2 separate regions of the Homo sapiens genome follow, and region 1 is linked to region 2. Evidence: read pairs that join two places in POLR2A ChIA-PET (ENCODE). Cell type or tissue: GM12878. All regions are shown on one strand. Each heading gives the region's core, and the rest is flanking DNA. Links, peaks and the distances in the headings are about the cores only.

Region 1 (4,400 bases), core at 226-4,225, 240 kb after region 2:
GGAGAACTAAAGAATTATGTATTTTCTTTAAAAGCGCTCACTGGATATTTTTTTTAAAAACGCTATATTTTCATTTAGAATTTTTTTCTTTTCAGAACTACAGTTCCTGAGGAAGAACTAAATCCAAAGATACTAGCTTTGCAGAATGCTCAGAGAAAGCGAAAAATGGAACATGATGGTTCACTTTTTCAAGCAGTAGGAATTGTAAGTATGAGTAGTAGGTTTTGCTTTTCTAGCTAATGTGCTATTTCGTGTGTGTGTGTGTGTGTGTGTGTGTGTGTGTGTTTCCACGTTTCTTCCAAATAGTAAAGTTATATTTTCAGAAGTTATACATTGGGTTTTTTTACTCTGTATGCACTGGTTTTTAAAAATACAAATGTTTAATACATACATTCTTGGTATAAAAATTCCAAACAATTCCAGTGTATTTTGAGTTAAAAAGTGAAGTTCTCCCCTTACTCCACCCTGAATATCACCACCAATCTCATTCTCTTCCCTTTAAGTTACTTTGCCTTATTAAAAGAACTGCTATTGGCCAGGCACAGTGCCTCACGCCTGTAATCCCAGCACTTTGGGAGGCCAAGATGAGGATCACTTGAGGTCAGGAGTTCGAGACCAGCCTGGCCAACTTGGTGAAACCCTGTCTCTACTAAAAATACAAAAATTAGCCAGGCGTGTTGGTGCACAACTATAATCCCAGCCACTCTGGAGGCTGAGGCAGGAGAATAGCTTGAACCCGGGAGGTGGAGGTTGCGATGAGCTGAGATCAGGCCACTGCACTCCAGCCTGGGTAAGAGAGTGAGAGTCCATCTCATATTTAAAAAAGAACTGCTATGTTTTGGGGTAAGTCAATGGTGGTATAATACATTCTGATATTTTCAAACTAAATTAACTGGAAAGTATTTATAGACAGAATGGTCATAATGGATGACAAATAACTTAAGAAAGAATTCAAAATAATTTAGGGTAGTATTTAAGAAACTGCCTATAATGTTATTAAATTTACACCAATTTCAAGGTTTTTGGTTGTTTAAAAAAAAAATTCAACAAACTAAACTTGAAATAACTTTACTGTTTATAGGGAACATTATTACAGCAGCCAGACGATCATGCAGCTACTACATCACTTTCTTGGAAACGTGTAAAAGGATGCAAATCTAGTGAACAGAATGGAATGGAGCAAAAGACAATTATTTTAATACCCTCTGGTTAGTTTATTCTTTTTGACCTTGAACATCACAAAGACAAAATACATGAAACATTTTTATTTAGGAGCTTTAATCTAAGTGAGAATGACTTTGGTTCCTTAGCAAGATTAAAAAGTAAAGTTGTGGCTGGGCGCGGTGGCTCACACCTGTAATCCCAGCACTTTGGGAGGCCGAGGCAGCCAGATCATCTGAGGTCAGGAGTTGGAGACCAGCCTGGCCACCATGGTGAAACCCCGTCTCTACTAAAAATACAAAAATTAGCTGGGCGTGGTGGCGGGCGCCTGTAATCCCAGCTACTTGGGAGGCTGAGGCATGAGAATTGCTTGAACCCGGAAGGCAGAGGTTGCAGTGAGCCAAGATGGCACCACTGCACTCCAGCCTGGGCGACAAGGGTGAGACTCTGCCTCAAAAAAAAAAAAAAAAAAAAGTACAGTTGTATTTCATGTGATGGTCTTAATACAGAGATTAACATTTCAAGGTGGAGCTTTTCATTTTTAGTAATTTTCTTTGATTTCTCTATGTCCATGTGCTGTCAATATTGATAGAAGCTGAAATTTGTGAACTTTTATGACTTCTTTTTTTTTTTTTTTTTTTTTTGAGACAGGGTCTCGCTCTGTTGCCCAGGCCTGGAGTGCAGTGGCATGATCATAGCTCACTGCAGTCTCAAACTCCTGTGCTCAAGCTCAAGCAATCATCCTACCTCAGCCTCCTGAGTAGCTCGCACTACAGACATGCCTCACCACACCCGGTTGCTTTTTGTAGAGATGGGGTCTCACTATGTTGCCTAGGCTGGTTTCAAACTCCTGGCCTCAAGTGATCCTCCTGCCTCAGCCTGTGCTAGGATTACAGGCATCAGCTTTGATGCCCACCATATTTATGCCTTTTTCCAAATTGTTATTTCTTTGTGCCTTTATTGTATCCTGTAAACATTTCTGACACAGCAACAGTATCACTGGATTATACTTACTTTTTAACATAGTTGTGGTTTTGCCAGGTAAACTAAAAACCCTTCCAGAATTTTGCTTTATTTTCTATGATACCTAACACATTGTGGGTGTTTAATAAATATTCATTGACTAGATGAATGTATACTTAGGTATCTCTTTTGTTTTTCAGATTTAGCATGTAGACTGCTGGGGCAATCAATGGATGAAAGTGGATTACCACAGCTGACCAGTTATGATTGTGAAGTTAATGCTCCTATACAAGGCAGCAGAAACCTACTGCAGGGTGAAGAATTACTCAGAGCTTTGGATCAAGTTAACTGAGCTTTTTCTTAATTTCATTCCTTTTTTTGGACACTGGTGGCTCATTACCTAAAGCAGTCTATTTATATTTTCTACATCTAATTTTAGAAGCCTGGCTACAATACTGCACAAACTTGGTTAGTTCAATTTTGATCCCCTTTCTACTTAATTTACATTAATGCTCTTTTTTAGTATGTTCTTTAATGCTGGATCACAGACAGCTCATTTTCTCAGTTTTTTGGTATTTAAACCATTGCATTGCAGTAGCATCATTTTAAAAAATGCACCTTTTTATTTATTTATTTTTGGCTAGGGAGTTTATCCCTTTTTCGAATTATTTTTAAGAAGATGCCAATATAATTTTTGTAAGAAGGCAGTAACCTTTCATCATGATCATAGGCAGTTGAAAAATTTTTACACCTTTTTTTTCACATTTTACATAAATAATAATGCTTTGCCAGCAGTACGTGGTAGCCACAATTGCACAATATATTTTCTTAAAAAATACCAGCAGTTACTCATGGAATATATTCTGCGTTTATAAAACTAGTTTTTAAGAAGAAATTTTTTTTGGCCTATGAAATTGTTAAACCTGGAACATGACATTGTTAATCATATAATAATGATTCTTAAATGCTGTATGGTTTATTATTTAAATGGGTAAAGCCATTTACATAATATAGAAAGATATGCATATATCTAGAAGGTATGTGGCATTTATTTGGATAAAATTCTCAATTCAGAGAAATCATCTGATGTTTCTATAGTCACTTTGCCAGCTCAAAAGAAAACAATACCCTATGTAGTTGTGGAAGTTTATGCTAATATTGTGTAACTGATATTAAACCTAAATGTTCTGCCTACCCTGTTGGTATAAAGATATTTTGAGCAGACTGTAAACAAGAAAAAAAAAATCATGCATTCTTAGCAAAATTGCCTAGTATGTTAATTTGCTCAAAATACAATGTTTGATTTTATGCACTTTGTCGCTATTAACATCCTTTTTTTCATGTAGATTTCAATAATTGAGTAATTTTAGAAGCATTATTTTAGGAATATATAGTTGTCACAGTAAATATCTTGTTTTTTCTATGTACATTGTACAAATTTTTCATTCCTTTTGCTCTTTGTGGTTGGATCTAACACTAACTGTATTGTTTTGTTACATCAAATAAACATCTTCTGTGGACCAGGCCCCTTTGATCAGCTTTTATGTTCAAATATTAATAATATTTGCTTCAACACCTCCAACTCATAAAATTGTTTACCAACAATTTAAGCACTTATGAAAATTACATGGTACTGGTTATTTCTACATTTATCTTAGTGCCATCACCTTAATGTATGTTGAGTCCCTAAATGTCATGTTAAATAATAACAACCATAATATCCCATTGAAAAGAGTATGTTGTTAGAAAAGAAACATCATTTTTAAGTTTCTGAGCCTATTAAAATGCTCAAACACAAAATATTAGTATTTTTAAAATATGAATGGGATGAGTGAAGCAGTTCTCAGCATTATAGTCACAATGTTACAAAGGCTAGAGCTTCTCTGAAGATTTCTAATCTGTTCCCATTAACAGATTAATAAATTTAGACTTCAAATGAATAATTTGCCCAAGCTTTAAAAGTAATAGATGGCAGACCAAAAATGTAAGCTTAAGTTTCCTGACTCTAAAGTCAAACTTAGAACAAATTTGGTTTGTTTTTGTTTTAATGATACTGCGTTTTAAAACAAAGTAGCTTTATCCTTTTTCTCCTGTATTTTTCTTTTACAAAATAGCTGTATTTCTTTTATACTGATAATCTCATTTTTAAAAATCAGACAGTGTAGAAAGATATTTTTTAAAACAGAAAAATCACTATGAATCCCTGCACCTACAGGTACAGAAAATTATTTTTATGAACAAATTATGTAGGAAGTGCCAGAGCCTTAGGTCCTTTA
Region 2 (4,400 bases), core at 304-4,303:
GGAGTTACAGTGAAAATTAATTCATGTGGCTTGCTTATTCCAGTGTCTGACATCAGCAAATCCTCCATATACATTATCAGTTGTTAAGAAGAAAAGTGATCCAGGGAAGGAAATTAAACAATGAATTTACTTGAAAGACAGATTCCATAAGGAAATTGTTGAATAAATTATGGTTATACCCGTACTGTGGAATATTATGCAACAATTAAAAGAAAGAATACATTAGATCTACATATATTGACCTGGATGGTTTGTCCCTGATAGACAAATAAATGAAAAAAAGAGAGATGTGTGCTCATTTTAATCCCATTAAAAAAAAAAGCAGTAGCGAAAGCTACACCAAGAGTCTCGTACGTTTCCTCATTTGTCATGGCTACATAAGGGCTTGCATCTTGAGCTCTTTTTTGTTCATTTCATTTGTTATCCCTCAATTTCTGGCACAGGGCATGGCAATATTTCTTTTTTCTTGTCTTCATTTCTGTTTTATTTCTAGCAACTGAGCCAACATTTGTCTGCAGGAATTCATGGTGGGGAGTAAGTGATGAGAAGATGGGTGGAAACACAGTATCATTTATTGACTAAAGAGCAGTGTCACTTTAATTTAATTTTAAAATGTAAATTAATGCATATACATAAAAAGGACACTTTTAGCTGTTCTAAAATGATTACAGTGAATGCTAAATCCTCTTCATACCCTTGTCCCCAGTCTCTCAATTCCTCTTCCTCAAGACATGTCCTTATATGTCCTTCCAGAAATGGTCTATGCATATGCAAGCTCTGCATTTGAATGTCTCCTGTTGAAAAACAAATGGTGGTATATTATCTACCTGAAGAACAGAGATTTTTTCCTAAGTCTTTAGAGAGATGAAATCTAAATCCTTAAAGAAAGGTAGTAGGTAGGCAATCTTTTCTTTTCTTTTCTTTTCTTTTCTTTTTTTTTTTTTTTTTCCGAGATGGAGTCTCACTCTCACTCAGGCAGGAGTGCAATGGCATGGTCTTCACTCACTGCAACCTCCACCTCCCAGGTTCAAGTGATTCTCCTACCTCAGCCTCTTGAGTAGCTGGGACTATAGCACATGCCACCACACCCGGCTAATTTTTGTATTTTTAGTAGAGACGGGTGTCACTATGTTGGCCAGGCTGGTCGCAAACTCCTGACCTCGTGATCCGCACACCCCAGCCTTCCAAAGTGCTGGGATTACAGACATGAGCCACCATGCCCATTCAATCTTTTCTTTTATCAGAAGGGTCTATGGGTGACAGTTCAAGTCCTGGAAATAATTCTGCTATCTCTTGTTGGAGAAAGTGCTGGTTTTTTCAGATCAGGCAACAGGCTTATAAACGTTTATTGCAGTTACAAGCTACAAAGAAAGATTTCTTTCCAGCACTACTGCTCCAGGTAGAGCAGTTGCACCAGTCATTATTTATAACTGGATTAAAGAGTAGCAGCACATACTTCTACCGTGGTTATAGAGTGCCTTCTGTTGTACAGAGTGGACTGCTTATTCACCAGGGAGTTCTCAAACACCTTTCTCTATGGGCGCTGTCCCAAATAATGTCAAGAGAGAAAAAATTAAAAATGAGCTCCTGCCCTCTAAGAACAGATGGGAGCAGCCCCAAATCTTGCAAATGAAGCAAGAGGGGGTATTCAGTCTTTAATCCAAGCAGCTAGAAGCTTGCCTTTCCCAAGTTCACCGAGTGAGGATTTTAACACTCCTTTGACAAAGAAATGGGGCCGAGCAGCAGAGGAAGGCAGGTGACACTGAGTCATGGAATTCACCCTTTCGAGCCCTTCCTGGGGGATGTGTGGCTCTTGGGTTGGTTCTTGAAGGAAAGGAATGAATGTAAGAGAGGAAGGGAAGCAGGCTTTTTTTTTTTTTTTTTTTTTGACTCCTACACAGAAGGTGGAATTGAGAAAAATATACTGTGGCGGTGAAATCAACTTACAAAACTGAGGAGGAAAATTTTGACAAAAGCAAACCCAAAATCTGATTACTGTGGGGCTGTCCATTTTATTGCTGCACCAAGGAGCAGGGTAGATACTATTTTGGCCTAAAGAACACTGAAATTTTGTTTTCTCATTTGCAAATAGACAGGTTCAAACCCGTCAGAGGCCGTAACTGAGTTTCCCTGTGACTGATTTGTATGTGTGTTAGTGGTTTTTTTTTTTTTTTTCCTGTAAGAATCTGGTTGAGTAATTCAGAAGGTTAAAAAACAACCAAACAGAAATAAGTGAGAAAAGTTAACTGAGGTCTGCCACATATGCCGGGAAGGTGCCCACAGACTGGCAGAATCTGTGCAGTCTTTGTCTGTTTCTGCCTATGCAAATACTAAGCCACGCTCAACAGAGCTTGAGCGTTGTATCTGTTCAACTGCCATTTAAGAAATAGGACTCTGTTCTCAACAGCTTATTCCTTGGGGTTTCAGAATGTAAAATATGAAGTGTGTATAATCACAGGCCAGGTTCCCAGCATTTCTCGGCATTTCAGCTTTGGCAGGAGGAATGGGAAAAACTGAAGTTTTTATGTCCAGGAAGGCTGAGTGTAATCTTTGTTCTGTGGCACTGGGAAAGGAAGTGAATCTGTTACAAAGCGCTTTACCTCTGAAGCATGTCTCAGGGGCAGCTGTGCTTTGTGCCATGTATTCTGTTTTCATAAAAAGAAAGAGGTAGAGTCGAGGGCTTACCATGCAGAGTATTTTCACAGTATCTCACTTGATATATCATCCAGGGAAAGTGACCTGTGTTATACTTTGTGTTTTAAGATATAACTCTAGAATCAAAAACTTACCAGAGAAGCTCAAGATACTTTACTTTGCAAGAATTAATTCTCAAGATAAAAACTCATCAGAGTTCAAGATAAGAAGGGTTCAATTAACAACACATTTTAAATGGAAGAATTATTTAAAAAATTGTTTTAACTTTGAATGAGCTTAGATTAACTTACCTGTTGCAGAGGTAGGTCAGACCCCATGTCATCATTTGCCCAGAAAAGTCCCAGTTTGCTCCCATAATCCCCCTTCATGACCCATTTTACTCTCAGAGGCCCATTTTGTTTATTGGGTTTTTTTTTCTTGAGAGAGTCTCGCTCTGTTGCCCAGACTGGAGTGCAGTGGTGCGATCTCGGCTCACTGCAACCTCCACCTCCTGGGTTCAAGCCATTTTCCTGCTTCAGCCTCCTGAGTAGCTGGGATTACAGGTGCTCACCACCACCCCCGGCTAATTTTTGTTATTTTTAGTAGAGATGGGGTCTCACTATATTGGCCAGGCAGGTCTTGAACTCCTGAATTTAAGTCATCTACTCACCTCGGCCTCCCAAAGTGCTGGGATTACAGGCATGAGCCACCGCACCCAGCCGTCTGAGGCCCATTTTGGGCGGTACACTGCATGGTCATCATACAAAGAGGTGTCTGCATTTCTACTTTTTTTTCTTTAAGATGGTAGAACCAAACAAAAAAGGGTGTTTTTACAAATTGAGAGGGGTCCCTCTGTAGGAGGGGAATTTCTCCAGCATTTTCCTTTGATGGAGTATTCTCCTCTCGTTCAGAAATAGGAAATTTAGTAACTAAAGCATTAAGAACAGATTTATTTTTTAACATCAGTCACTACCTTAGTTTCAGAGACACACTGGGGGAAATTGCCTTTCCCTTACGCCTCTTGTTTTATGTCCTTTATATGAGATGTTAATATATTTACATGAGGTATAAATTTGTCTGTAACTTTATAGGTTTGTATTCATTTATTAATCCATCCATCCATTCATTTACTCATTCAACAAATGTTAATTGAGACCTATTTTTTGCCTGGAGATATAATAGTGACCACAATAGGCCTGCTCCCTGCCCACAGGAAGCAGGCATTCTAGTGTAAGCACACAAACAAGTAAAAGTAATTACCAATTGTGAAAGTTACATGGAAGGAAATAAGTGAGCTTTTATTTGTGGTTTTATTTCATAGAGCTGAAGGAAGTGAAGAGACAGATACCTCTCTCCCCACTTCTTTCATTGCTGAATGTCTGAAGTATTTCTTACTCCATTGGACTACTATGACAGAACACTATCGATTGGGTGGCTTGTAAACAACAGAAAATTATTTCTCAGTGCTCTAAAGGCTGGAAAGTGCAAGGTCAAGGTACCAGCAGATTTGGTGTCGGGTGAGGGCCTGTTTCTTGGTTCACGGATAGCTGCCTTCTCACTGAGACTTCACATGGTGGAAGCCGTGAGAGAGCTCTCTAGGATTTGTCTTTTCTTTTCTTTTCTTTTCTTTTTTTTTTTTTTTTTTTTTTTTTTTTTGAGGTGGAGTCTTGCTCTATCGCCCACTGCAACCTCCACCTACCGGCTTCAAGCAATTCTCCTGCCTCAGCCTCCTGAGTAGCTGGGATTACAGGCATGTGCCACCACGC

The links. ChIA-PET counts read pairs that join two places held together with the same protein. Peaks named below come from ENCODE experiments on the same cell type or tissue, not always from the same donor. Only the 100,000 strongest peaks of a DNase experiment are listed, where the experiment ranks them.
Region 1: POLR2A ChIA-PET joins it to region 2 with 11 read pairs; 7 of 35 experiments call an interaction of 5 or more read pairs at or near these places.

The regions. Positions count from the first base shown.
Region 1 is chr14:61,744,610-61,749,009 of GRCh38, forward strand. It overlaps HIF1A (hypoxia inducible factor 1 subunit alpha), which reads left to right. Exons shown (of 15, transcript NM_001530.4): 13 at 96-204; 14 at 1,082-1,208; 15 at 2,325-3,649. The coding sequence ends at 2,476. All of the region lies in intron 1 of HIF1A-AS3 (HIF1A antisense RNA 3), which reads right to left. It overlaps HIF1A-AS2 (HIF1A antisense RNA 2), which reads right to left. Exons shown (of 1, transcript NR_045406.1): 1 at 2,430-4,400. Among named protein-coding and RNA genes, the nearest start is that of HIF1A-AS2, 2.3 kb to the right of the region's middle. In GM12878, for the core only: no CTCF peak of the experiment used is centred there; no DNase peak of the experiment used is centred there; H3K4me3 peaks cover 3,772 bases; H3K27ac peaks cover 1,171 bases.
Region 2 is chr14:61,501,135-61,505,534 of GRCh38, forward strand. The region is part of intron 10 of PRKCH (protein kinase C eta); the gene reads left to right. Among named protein-coding and RNA genes, the nearest start is that of PRKCH-AS2, 42 kb to the right of the region's middle. In GM12878, for the core only: no CTCF peak of the experiment used is centred there; DNase peaks (open chromatin) are centred at 2,247 and 2,799; H3K4me3 peaks cover 1,574 bases; H3K27ac peaks cover 3,376 bases.